Linked DNA regions of Homo sapiens: regions 1 and 3 are each linked to region 2. The links are chromatin contacts, found by Hi-C or POLR2A ChIA-PET in ENCODE. All regions are on one chromosome and are shown on one strand. The core of a region is the stretch at or near the end of the contact, and the rest is flanking DNA. Distances in the headings are between cores, read along the strand shown. Region 1 holds the start of SQOR (sulfide quinone oxidoreductase). Region 2 holds the start of SPG11 (SPG11 vesicle trafficking associated, spatacsin). Region 3 holds the start of MFAP1 (microfibril associated protein 1).

Region 1 (4,231 bases), core at 1,732-4,231, 970 kb before region 2:
GCTGGGATTAAGAAGCAACTAGTTGGCTTCCAGCCAGGTCTGGGCAGCTTTCCATAAGCTATCCAAACTGCTCCTATTTACCAAGTCTTCAGAGTCAAAGAGGAGTTATATAGTAGATAGTGGAGCAGGGAAACGTGAAAGGAGAAGAAAAAAGTACATCTATGCCCAGAAATGCCTTGTCATGGGTCCGTCTCCATTCTTTATAAGACATTTCCTGTGTTACAACACATCGGATTAACAAAGCTAGACACAGGCAACATGGAGGAGAAACTGTTCTGCAAAGGAATCCGGTTTCCTTTCAACATTCAGTTTCATTTTCACTGGCAGAACACCAGCCACACAGACACGCACACACAGACCCTGGGCCCTGACTGACATTTCAAACACCCCCGTTCCAAATGTGTTTATATATTTTTCCAGCCAGAAAAAAAGCCCCAAATTTAAACAAAGTCATTTCCCAAACCACCAGCTGTCTCCTTAATGAATTTTGTTTTTTGGACTTAGTCACAAGCAACCCTTTCTGACCCACTTATTCATTCAATAAATAATGAGTACCTCCCCAGGCTTGGGGATATAAGGCCATAAGCTTGGGAGGGATACAAATAAGTTCTGATAAATGGTATCTACTTCAGCCCTCTACACTAAGTGCAGTGCTGGGTGCCTTAAATACTTGGGAAGGTGTTATTATCTCCACTGTACAATGAAGAAGCTGAGGCGAAAAGAAATTCAAAAGCCAAAGTTAAGCTGGGTGTGGTGGTTGCTTTGGGAAGCAGACAAGGGCAGATCACTTGAGGTCAGCAGTTCAAGACCAGCCTAGCCAATATGGTGAAACCCTGTCTCTACCAAAAAATACAAAAATTAGCCAGGTGTGGTGGTGGGTGGCTGGTGTAATCCCAGCTACTAGGGATGCTGAGGCAGGCGAATCACTCGAACCTGCGAGGAGGTTGCAGTGAGCAGAGATCACCTCACTGTACTCCAGCTTAGGCGACACAGCAAGACCATGTCTCAAAAAAAAAAAAAAGCCAAGGTTACAATGGGCCTTGGAAATGTCAATGGAAGTGTCAAGCCCAGAAGCCAAGTCATTGGGTCAGTGCCCTTTCTACTATCAGAGGATCTTAACCTGGACCCAAAAACTTAGATGGAAAAGTATTTTACATCTTTATTTTTACGGATATTTAATATTTACATCTTTTATTTCTCTAGTATCTAACTGAAATTTAACATTTACTTCAATTATGTATGTAGCCAACAAACCACAGCAGTATTGGCAATACTAAGACTTTGTCACCAATAGAAATCACAGATATTGGCCGTGCGCAGTGGCTCATGCCTGTAATCCCAGAACTTTGGGAGTCCAAGGTGGGCGTATCACAAGGTCAAGAGATCGAGACCATCCTGGACAATATGGTGAAATCCTGTCTCTACTAAAAATACAAAAATTAGCTGGGTGTGGTGGCACACACCTGTAGTCCCATCTACTCGGGAGGCTGAGGCAGGAGAATCACTTGAACCCAGCAGGCGGAGGTTGCATTGAACCGAGATCGCGCCACTGCACTCCAGCCTGGTGACAGAGTGAGACTCCGTCTCAAAAAAAAAAAAAAAAGAAGAAAGAAATTACAGATATTTTCTTATATTACAAGTATTACCTATATCTTGAAATAATTGTTTATGTTCTTTACTACTTCAAAATTATGGTAACTATTTAATCCACTGCTAGATCTTGTTATTTAATAACCTTGTTATTAAATAACGCATTCGTTTTTTAAAGACATATATATTACCATATCATAAATTCTTTTAATGTTTTGACATGTGTTTTGCAATTGGTTTCCTTTATAATACTCTTCCTTTTGTTTTATACCTTTAAAAAAGCATTGTTCTGGTCCAGCGCGGTGGCTCACTCGTGTAATCCCAGCACTTTGGAAGGCCGAAGTGTGCGGATCATTTGAGGCCAGGAGTTCGAGACCAGCTGGGCAACATGGTGAAACCCGCCTCTACTACAAATACTAAAATTAGCCAGGTGTGCTGCGCCTGTAATCCCAGTTACTCGGCAGGCTGAGGCAGGAGAATCGCTTGAACCCGGGAGGTGGAGGTGGCAGTGAGCCGAGATCGCGCCACTGCACTCCAGCTTGGGCGACAGAGCAAGACTCTGTCTCAAAAAAAAGTATTGTTCTGAGAGTCTTTAGCCTTCCCAGAAATGCCAAAGGGGTGCACAGCACAAAAATGGAACAGAGCCCTGCATTATAGCAATGGGCAGCGCAGGCAAAGCCAGGGGCTCTGTTCAGCGTCTTTGAGCAAAAAGCCAGGTTGGAATTTTGATAAATAAAAGAGACAGATGAAGAGGAAAGGAAATGAGCCCAGATTCCACCAGAAGACCCCTTCTCCCTTTCCACCAATTCCTGTTCAGCAGGTGCCCTAAATCCTCTCCCCTTCAGGTTTCAGCTGCAGCCGACCCCTCGAGCGCCCCCTCTGTCCCACGCGCAGTGTCGGTGGATGACTGTGTCAATCCCTGGCCCCCGGACGCCGAGCACCCACTCCCGCTCCAGGACGGTGCCGAGTGACAGTCAACAGGTGGAAGGCGCCAGAAACGTCCACACACCAAGACCACGGATACTTCGGTTTTTAAGCACCCCTCGCGGGTTGGCCTCTCCGCGGCCCTGAGGCTCTGACACTCTGAGAAGGAAGCAAGAGTCCCAAGACCCGGGTTCCAGACAAGGGCAGCAAGAGCTGCAGGTGTCCGGAGTTGAGGAAGCAAAGTTTGGGGCGCGGCGCACCGGGTCTGCGGAGTCCCAGCTGCGGAAACCGAGTTAAGCTAACAAACAGCCTCAGTGGTGGTCGCTGTCCCCGCCCAGTCTCCCTCCGCTGGCCCAGGGCCAAAGATCGGCCGCGGATGCCTCTTACCCGGGCGTGAGCGGAGCCTTCGGTCACTGCGTTGGCGCAGCAAAAACCTTCGCTCCCTTCTGGGTCTCAAGGCCTGGACTGGGGCCCCGCCCGCCTGCCATCCGGGCGGAGGCTGGAGGCGGGGAAAGCGAGGCTCCCCCCAGGAAAGGTCCCGAAAAGTCCCGCCGTGCCCCGCCCGGCGCCGCAGCCCAGGCACCATGGTCAGTGAACACACCAGGGCGTTGAGCGCTCACGGGGCACAGAACCAGGAACAAGCGTCCATCCGGCCTGGGGTGCTGCCGGCTGGACAGACTCGCCCCTTGCGCGCCCTGAAGGGCGGCCCCGCAGGCTGGGGCGCACAGGCGGAGGACACCGAGGCCACCTGACGCTTCCGCCCCTGGGTGCCAACAGCGTTTTGTAATCAGGGCAGGCAAAAGCGGAGGCGGGGCGCTGTGCAGAGAGGCTCTGGCTGTTCCCACTGGGTCCTCCTATGTGCCCTGGGCTTCTCACCGGGTTCACACAGCTGCCCAGAAACACAGGTATTCCCGCGCTCATTTCACAGAGAAGGTGACCGAGGTTCAGCTTTGGTGTGCGCTGGAGCCCTTCCTTCAAAACGCGCAGGCAGGGGTAAGCTGGCTTCCAGCCACTGGCCTCCACAGTGTCCCATCCCATATTCATGACTGGACATTTTCAGTTGGCGGCTCTTTCCAGGTTGATGTAAAGTCTCAGTGAGTGGTTCTCCACCATATCAGATTCAGTAACCCTTTTTACAATAAATACAGGGTGTCCCAAAAGTCTCATAACCTGAGAAGTGCAAGTGCTAGAAGCTTTCAAAAAAACAAACAAAAATAAACCCTTGAAAGTTTGAGTTTCTTTTACACTTATTTGGTTTTATGAATTTTGAATATATATATATATATATATATATATAGTTGTTGTTGTTGTTTTTTGAAACAGAGTCTCACTGTGTTGCCCAGGCTGGAGCGCAGTGAGTAGAGCAATCTCGGCTCACTGCAACATCTGCCTCATGGGTTCAACCAATTCTGGTGTCTCAGCCTCCTGAGTAGCTGGGACTACAGGTGTGTGCCACCATGCCCGGCTAATTTTTGTATGTTTCAGTAGAGATGAGGTTTCACCATGTTGGCCAAGCTGGTCTCAAACTCCTGGCCTCAAGCGATCTGCCCTCCTGGGCCTCCCAAAGTGCTGGGATTACAGGCGTGAGCCACCATGCCCAGCCTTGAATATTATTTTTTTAAATGTTTTCAACTGATACTTTCTATCTTTAATCAAAGAGACTGACTGTATCTATGGCAAAATCATCATGAACAATACAATACAAACGCAGACTGTA
Region 2 (4,218 bases), core at 392-2,891:
TGTAATCCCAGCTACTCGGAGGCTGAGGCAGGGGAATCGCTTGAACCCAGGAGGCAGAGGTTAGAGGTTGCAGTGAGCCAAGACTGTGCCATTGCACTCCAGCCTGGACAACAAGAGCAAAACTCTCAAAAAAAATTTTTTTTGATTTTTTTTGTAGAGACAAGGGTCTCCCTATGTTGGCAAGGGTGGGCTCCAGTGATCCTCCCAACTTGGCCTCCCAAAGTGCTGGGATTTACAGGCATGAGAAGACTGTCCTGATTATAAGGGACAAGGCTTTGTTGTAGCTAACACAAGTGTAACCTTAGAAATTGCTTTAACGTTGCCATTTTTTACAGAAAGAACACAGCCCCAGCTAAGCTTAGAAGGTTGAATATATCTCCCTTGTGATAGAAAACGTTTGGTTTCAGCTGGGCACGGTGGCTCACGTCTGTAATCTTAGCACTTCCAGGCTGGGACAGGTAAATCACCGGAGGTCAGGAATTCGAAACCAGCCTGGCCAACATGGTGAAACCCCGTCTCTACTAAAATACAAAAATTTAGCTGGGTGTGGCGTGCGCCTGTAATCCCAGCTACTGGGAAGGCTGAGGCAGAATTGCTTGAGCCCAGGAGGCGGAGGTTGCAGTGAGCCGAGATCCCGCCACTGCACTCCAGCCTGAGTGACAAAGCGAGACTCCATCTCAAAAGAAAAAAAAAGTTTGCTTTTATTTTGACAAATAAGGTCATGCATTGATCAACAAATGCGGGAGTACCTTTCATGAAACATGCACTGTTTTAGGTACTAGCCAGGACAGTGGTGAGCAACAAAGTCCTTGCTCTTTTGAAGTTTACATTCTTATTGGACAGGAACTGGCAGAAAATATCAAGTAGTGATAAATACTATGATTAAAAACAAAACTAGGTGAGAGACTGCAGTAGAAGGGACCTTAGGTTGAATGGCTTGGGGAGGCCTGTCAATAGAGGTTACATTTATGCTGAAATGTTCTGAATGTGGAAGATGTGTTAAGAAGGTACAGTTGTCTTTTAGGAGACTTTACCAAAATACCTATTCAACCCCTCTTCTCACCTCAAACTCTTTGCTCCTCTCCTTCTCTTGATCTTGGATCATACTTCCCTGAGAAAACAGACAGGAGCTCTCTACCATCTCCACCCCTTACTTACCCCGTCTCTCTGACTGTTACAATGGATATTATTTGACTTCAAATTTCGGGTCAACACCCTTACTATGGATCCACACTGTAAGACGGTCCATGCTACCAAGGAAATGGCACCACCCCAGAGCCTGTAAGCGAACAGCACAATAAGAAAAGCGAAGAAAAGAGGCAGGAACTGGGTTCCAAGGGAGCTGGAGGCAGCTGGACCAAGAAGGCAAAGAGCAATGCCACAGAGCGAGAACGGCTGCAACGGCCTGCTACGCTAAGCTAGGCCTTCAAGCATGCCAGAGCAGTTAAGCAGAGTGGGACTGGCGTCAGGGCAGATGTGGCTTTGCTAGAGAGGCTGGTACTGCCCCCCACAGGAAACGAATGGAATCGACCGGAGACAGCCGAGAGGTCTCCGCGGGAGTCACGAGGCCGAGCGGGAGCCGCTACGTACACCGCGCATGCCCACGACGCAGTCAGGTTCCGGCGAAAGTGACCGGAAGTAACCGCCGGGCCAAGATGGCTGCAGAGGAAGGGGTCGCGAGTGCTGCTTCCGCCGGCGGTAGCTGGGGCACCGCGGCCATGGGGCGGGTTCTACCGATGCTGTTGGTGCCAGTCCCCGCCGAGGCGATGGGGCAGCTCGGCTCCCGGGCGCAGCTGCGCACACAGCCGGAGGCTCTGGGGAGCCTGACGGCTGCGGGCAGCCTCCAAGTGCTTTCTTTGACGCCTGGCAGCCGGGGCGGGGGTCGCTGCTGCCTGGAGGGCCCCTTCTGGCAGTAAGTGCTGAGGGAGAGTTGGGCCGTTGGGGGAGTCCAGAGCCTAGGCTCGGCTGACTGAGCCCCAAGGGCTCACGCCGAGGCCTCCCTGCAGCCATAGAGGTGGCGGGAGAAGGGTGCCAGCTGCAGGAAACGCCCCAGAGGCGAGCGTGGTTTCCTCACAGAACCTTTCCCCCGACCTGAAACGCTCGCCTCGTTGCATTCTGGCAGCCCAGCTCTCCTGTTCCGGGTGGGCGGAGACGGCACCCAGCTCCATTGCCACCTGCGGCGAACCCGGAACGGGTCTCAGCTGAGGCGCTGATTCTTTCATTATTCAACACAGGTTGATTAACTGTCACAGGGTCGAGTCCCATGCCCATTTCTTTCAGTTAAAGATGCCAGCTGAGGATCATCTCTAATTTGAATCATCCTGATACTTTTTTCATGTCCTTGAAGTGAATAGCGTTTTCTTTCACATGTAGTCCTCTTCTTCAAGGACAGAGTCCAGTTTGTCCCTTCATTTATTCAGCAAATATTGTGTGCTTGCTGTTACATAGGAGCAGTGCCTAAAAAGTTGAGTAAGACACTTCTTTCTTGCGAGGCGCGCATGTTTGGGGAAGACAAACATGATTACAATAATGCATTACTTTGTACTTCCGTAACTCTTGGTTCAGTACTTAAGAGTTTACATCATAAAGTTTGGGAACGCCCTCTTAGTGTTTTGAGTGGGCTGCTGCTTTTTTTTTTTTTTTTTTTTTTTTAAAGATAAGGTCGCTGTCGCCCAGGCTGGAGTGTAGTGGCTCAGTCACGGTTCACGGCAGCCAGCCTTGACCTCCCGGGCTCAGCCTCCCCAGCAGCTACGACTACAGGCGTGCACCACCAGGCCTGGCTAATTTTTCTAGTTTTTGTAGAGATGAGGTCTCACTGTGTTGCCTAGGCTAGTCTCAAGCTCCTGGGCTCAAGTGATCCCGCCTCTCCCTGCCAAAGTGTTGGGATTACAGGTGTGAGCCACTGAGCCTGACCTGTTCTTTTAATAATTATTAATAGTAAGTATTTTCACAACTCTTTCTTTAAGATGAGTAGCCAAAAGGTGTCTTATTAATCTTGGAATCTCCAGCTCCTCTAACAGCTCCTGACATTTAGAGATTCATTTGATACATCAGTGAATGCTTAACTCTTCTGGGTTTGTCTTCTCTACCCTTGATGTCTAGTTGCTCGAAAGAGGAATCTCTGCGTTTAGTTTATAAACTTATTATAAACTAAGTTATTTATAAACTAGTTTAGGGGAAATTAGTTTATTTAGCAGTATCAAGTACCTATGAATGTGGCTCTGTAAAGAGAGGAATGGGGCAAAGAAAAGCCGAAATCTTTAGGTGTTTGAGAACCCAGCAGGGAAGGTAAGACCGAGATGAAATAAAGGGGGCGTTCATATGCTAGTTCATGAAATTAGAGGGGAGGAGGACCAAGAAAGGACTTTTTAACTTTTTTAGTTGAATTGAATTTTAATTCAGTTAAAATACTTCATAGGTTAAAAATAAGGGCATGTTTATAGTATTTAGAGTTTACTTCCTACTTTTTCAAAGTACATAGGTCTTTTTAATATTGTTGAAATTACATCATATATCTTGTTTATTGCATTGAAAATTTCCTGTCTTTCCATGTGGCAATATTGTCCCTATGCTAATGATGTACTCTACCTTTTAAGTATATCTTAGTTTAACCTTTTGTATATTTGACATTTAGGTTATTTTCTACATTTATCAATATGAACAGTCAGAAAAATGTCTTTTTTTTACCTAATAAGGACATATTAATACTATAATAGTATAAAACTACTATAGTAGTATAAAATACATAATAGTACATAATACTATTATGTACTCTTATTAGTTTTATTACTAATTGAATTAAATCATGTATGTACCACAGTAGTTTTATATACTACTCTAGAAGTATAAAACACTACTTCTGTAGAAGCAAGTTTCTTAAAAGATGAAATTTTATCAGCATGGTATAGCCTCACCTCTTTCATTGTGTTATTTTCAAATCTGGGGCTTTTATTTGTAATGTGTAATTTAGTTTTAATATTTAATTTGAAGCTGAAACACCATCAGTCTTGCCAGTGTTGTTATTTTGACATTTCAGTTTAAGAATTCCGTAACTCTACCGTTTAGTAATGGTAGTCATTAGCTACATGTGGCTGTTAAAGTAAAAAATTTGGTTCCTCAGTTGCCCCACATTTCAAGTGTTCAGTAGCTGCATGTGGCTATTGACTACTGTATTGGGCAATGCTAATATAAAACATTTCCATCACGGAAGGTTCTATT
Region 3 (4,104 bases), core at 824-3,323, 840 kb after region 2:
CGTCTCTACTAAAATTACAAAAATTAGCCGGGCTTGGTGGCGCGTGCCTGTAATCCCAGTTACTCAGGAGGCTGAGGCAGAATTGCTTGAACCCAGGGGGCAGAGGTTGCAGTGAGCTGAGATCGCGCCATTGCACTCCAGTCTGGGCAACAAGAGTGAGACTCCGTCTCAAAAAAAAAAAAATGCTGTCTTAAAGCCCTAGACTCAAATTCTTTAGGGATGTCCTGGGGCTGAACTGACATTTTTACCTTTGACTGGTGATTTTGATTCTGGTGGTACTGGGATGTCGCTTTGAAAAACACTAACAGGCCGGGAGCGGTGGCTAACGCCTGTAATCCCAACACTTTGAGAGGCCGAGAGGAGTGGATCACTTGGGCCCAGGAGTTCCAAACCAGCCTGGGCAACATAGTGAGACCCCATCTCTATAAAAAATACAAAAATTAGCCCAGCGTGGTGTTGTACGTCTGTAGTCCCAGCTACTCAGAAGGCAGGGGTGGGAAAATGGCTTGAACCTAGAAGGATGAGGCCACAGTGAGCCGTGATTGCGCGGAACTCCAGCCTGAGCGACAGAGCAAGACCCTCTTCTATAAATAATAAAATAAGATTCTGGCTATTCTCTTTAAGGTTCCTTCTAGCCCAAAACTGTTTCCTTGGTTGCTTAGTTGGGTCCCACACTGTTCCTTGCCTGAGATTTGTCCAGTTTCATTTCTTCTCCCACTCAAGGCCCAATTGTAGAACACAGGTGAAGTAATTTGGGTTAATCATATTAATAGCAACTTCAAGGCCCCTCATGACTCAAAAATTACTGATAAAACCAAACTTTTCATGGTGTCCTGTATAAAACATACTGTTTCTGGACTTTAAGACTTTGTTCCTACTGTCCCTTGTCTCCCCCGCAGTTATAAAGTCCTTTCTACTGTGAAATGTGTCCTGACTTTCCAATTAGCCAATATTATATATATTTTTTAACACGACTCAGCTTGTAAATTGGAGCTGCTTCTGTTATTATCCTGTAAGTCCTTAAAGAGTTCTTAAATAGGCCGGGTGCGGTGGCTCACCTCTGTAATCCCAGCACTTTGGGGAGGCCGAGGTAGGTGGATCATCTGAGGTCAGGAGTTCAAGACCAGCCTGGGCAACATGGCGAAACCCTGCCTCTACTAAAAATACAAAAATTAGCCGGGAGTGGTGGCCCACGCCAACACTCAGCACTGTGGGAGGCCGGAGTGGGCGGATCACTTAAGCCTGGCCAACATGGTGAAACCTCGTCTCTACTAAAAATACAAAAATCAGCAGGGAGTGGTGGCAGGCGCCTGTAATCCCAGCTAATCAGAAGGCTGAGGCACGAGAATTGCTTAAACCCGGGAGGTGGAGACTGCAGTGAGCTGAGATCGAGCCACTGCACTCCAGCCTGGGTGACAGAAAAAGACAGTCTCAAAAGAATAATAATTACTTAGATATTTAAATACAAACATTTTCTAGCCAGGAATGTATTTTAATAGGTAGTTTCCAGAAACTGGAAAAACCTGAAAGCCTAAAAAAGTGGAGTTTTGGGATTTCAGGTGGGCAATGTCCCAGGCACCTCGGGAGTTTTTTTTTTTTTTTTTTCGGTCACTGGCCTAAATCAGCACCACCTGCCCTGTGAAACCAAATACCGCACCACAGCCCACCCTGGCCTTATGAACTAAGCTAATCGGATACTACTGGCAAGATTTTTATTCCATCAAACTCTACTTCTTCTGAGCTTTCAACAAGCCATTCAAACAGTAACTCACTGTCGCCTGAGTTTCTTATTCACTATACCGTTCTTGGCTTCAAACCAAGCTAACACGTAAAATCTTTCATTCGAACCTTCCTCACCGCAGAGTCCTAACAGCAAAGCCCAAAGGAAGCAAAATTTCCCGCCAAAAGCTGCTTCCAAATTCTGCGACGTAGAGGACATGCGGGCAGCCAATGAGCATGCGCAGAAACCGACTCGACTTCCTAGCTGTGGGCGCCCAAACGTCGTCCACCATCCCACAATCCTCTCGTCACGTATTTCCGGTTTATCTAGCTCAGCCGTAAGTAGTTTCTCTATCAGTCGCGCAGCTGTGTTCGCGGACTCAGGTGGAAGGAATTTCTTCTCTTCGTTGACGTTGCTGGTGTTCACTGTTTGGAATTAGTCAAGTTTCGGGAATCACCGTCGCTGCCATCAACATGTCGGTCCCAAGCGCTCTCATGAAGCAACCGCCCATTCAGTCTACGGCTGGGGCCGTCCCAGTTCGCAATGAGAAAGGTACGGTGCTAACACCCTCTTCCCAGTCGAATTTTAACCCCTTCCGGCCCCAGCAACCTCCAGACCTCTCCCGGACAGACCACTCCAACCCCGCCAGCTCTTGAGATCTGGCTGCCAGATTCTTCGATCTTTCCACCCCCACCCACTTGCATCCGATCTTGTTCCTGTGGCCTGCTCTCGTATTCAGCAAGCACCTCTCTTCTGTTAGCCTCCACAAATTCCTTAGACTAATGTTACATATATATAATATATATTACACATATAAAAACATTAGGAACTTAAGTATATATCAGAATATATATGTCTAATATATATATGCTAGAATATATGTATTAGTCTAATATATATTATGATTAGAATATAATATCACTAATTACATATAATTACAAGAATTTATGTATTATTAGTGTAATTACTTAGGAACTTAAGTATATTATTAATCTAATAATTAGGAACTTAAGTATATATCAGAATATGTATATAATATCAGACTAGATAGATAGATAGAGAATGCCTGTTGGCAGGGCATTGTGCGGGATACAGTCCCTCTTTTGCTGTCCATAGAAGTCTGCTTATGCTGCCCAGGCTGGACTCGAATTCCTGGGGCTCAGGCTGTCCTCCTGCCTCAGCCTCCCGAGTAGATGCCGCCGTATCTAGTCTCAACATGGCTTTTGAGAATTATCTTTGGATCCCTATACATCTAATTCATTCATCTTAACAGCTTATGAATTCCATTGTATAAAATAAACTGTAATCCACACTTTATTCCCTACTGAGAGGCAGGTGGTTGTCCCCTTGTTCAAAAAAGTGCTGCGGCCAGGCACGGTGTCTTATGCCCATAAACCCAGCACTTTGGGAGGCTGAGGCGGGCTGAACACCTGAGGTCAGGAGTTCAAGACAGCCTGGCGATCATGGCGAAACCCCGTCTCTACTAAAAATACAAAAAATTAGCCATGCATGGTGGTGGGTACCTGTAATCCCAGCTACTTGGGAATCTGAGGCAGGAGAATTGCTTGAACCCGGGAGGTGGAGGTCGCAGTGAGCAGAGATCGCACCATTGCACTCCAGCCTGGGCCACAGTGTGAGACACTCTCTCAAAAAAAAAAAAAGAAAGTTCTGCAATTGTCATTCTCTAGCCAATACTAGCTTTATTTAGTACCTGTTGCCAATTGCTCCCCAAAGTAAGTTATAAGAACATAAGAATTTGTGGAGCACAGTGGCTTACACCTGTAATCTCAGCACTTCGGGAGGCTGAGGCAGGAGGATCGCTTGAGGCCAGGAGTTCAAGACCAGCTTGGGCAACATAGCGAGACCACCCCCCACCCCCGCCAATCTCTGCAAAAATAAAAATTAGGGCCCGGCGCGGTGGCTCACGCCTGTAATCCCAGCACTTTGGGAGGCTGAGGCTGGTGGATCACCTGAGGTCAAGAGTTCGAGACCAACCTGGCCAACGTGGTGAAACCGTCTCTACTAAAAATACAAAAATTAGCCAGGTGTGGTGGCAGGCGCCTGTAATCCCAGCTACTCGGTAGGCTGAGGCAGGAGAATCACTTGAACTCAGGGGGCAGAGGTTGCAGTGAGCCGAGATCGCACCATTGCACTCCAGCCTGGGGGACAAGAGCAAGACTTCGTCTCAAAAATAATAATAATAATAATAATTAAAAATTAGCGGGATGTAGTGATGTGCTCCTGCTACTTGGGGGAAGCCAAAGCAGGAGGATCACTTATGCTCGAAAGTTCAAAGATGCAATGAGCTATGATTGTGCCATTACACTCCAACCTAAGCAACAGATCAAGACCCTGTCTGTTAAAACAAAGGCTGGGCGTGATGC

The links. A loop is a pair of places that touch in the nucleus more often than their neighbours do. ChIA-PET counts read pairs that join two places held with the same protein, here RNA polymerase II (POLR2A). Pooled maps may share reads with other maps.
Region 1: a pooled map shows a loop between it and region 2 (4-fold over the local background). The contact joins the promoter of SQOR here to the promoter of SPG11 in region 2. A Hi-C loop is called at or near these places in 8 of 50 pooled maps.
Region 3: a loop to region 2 is called in a pooled map, with 6 times the contacts of the local background. The contact joins the promoter of MFAP1 here to the promoter of SPG11 in region 2. A Hi-C loop is called at or near these places in 1 of 37 single-sample maps with no recorded cell type and 9 of 50 pooled maps. POLR2A ChIA-PET finds 5 or more read pairs at or near these places in 2 of 52 experiments (both activated naive CD4-positive, alpha-beta T cell).

What each region holds. Positions count from the first base shown.
Region 1 is chr15:45,633,779-45,638,009 of GRCh38, reverse strand. SQOR (sulfide quinone oxidoreductase) reads right to left here and starts at 2,981. Exons shown (of 10, transcript NM_021199.4): 1 at 2,902-2,981. RefSeq lists enhancers at 211-270, 301-380, 2,210-2,259, 2,290-2,379, 2,842-3,837 and a silencer at 2,860-3,029.
Region 2 is chr15:44,661,085-44,665,302 of GRCh38, reverse strand. SPG11 (SPG11 vesicle trafficking associated, spatacsin) reads left to right here and starts at 1,641. Exons shown (of 40, transcript NM_025137.4): 1 at 1,641-1,912. The coding sequence starts at 1,656. RefSeq lists enhancers at 1,177-1,346, 1,387-1,866, 1,341-2,297, 2,407-2,546.
Region 3 is chr15:43,822,659-43,826,762 of GRCh38, reverse strand. It overlaps MFAP1 (microfibril associated protein 1), which reads left to right and starts at 2,073. Exons shown (of 9, transcript NM_005926.3): 1 at 2,073-2,272. The coding sequence starts at 2,194. RefSeq lists enhancers at 1,626-2,257, 2,010-2,269.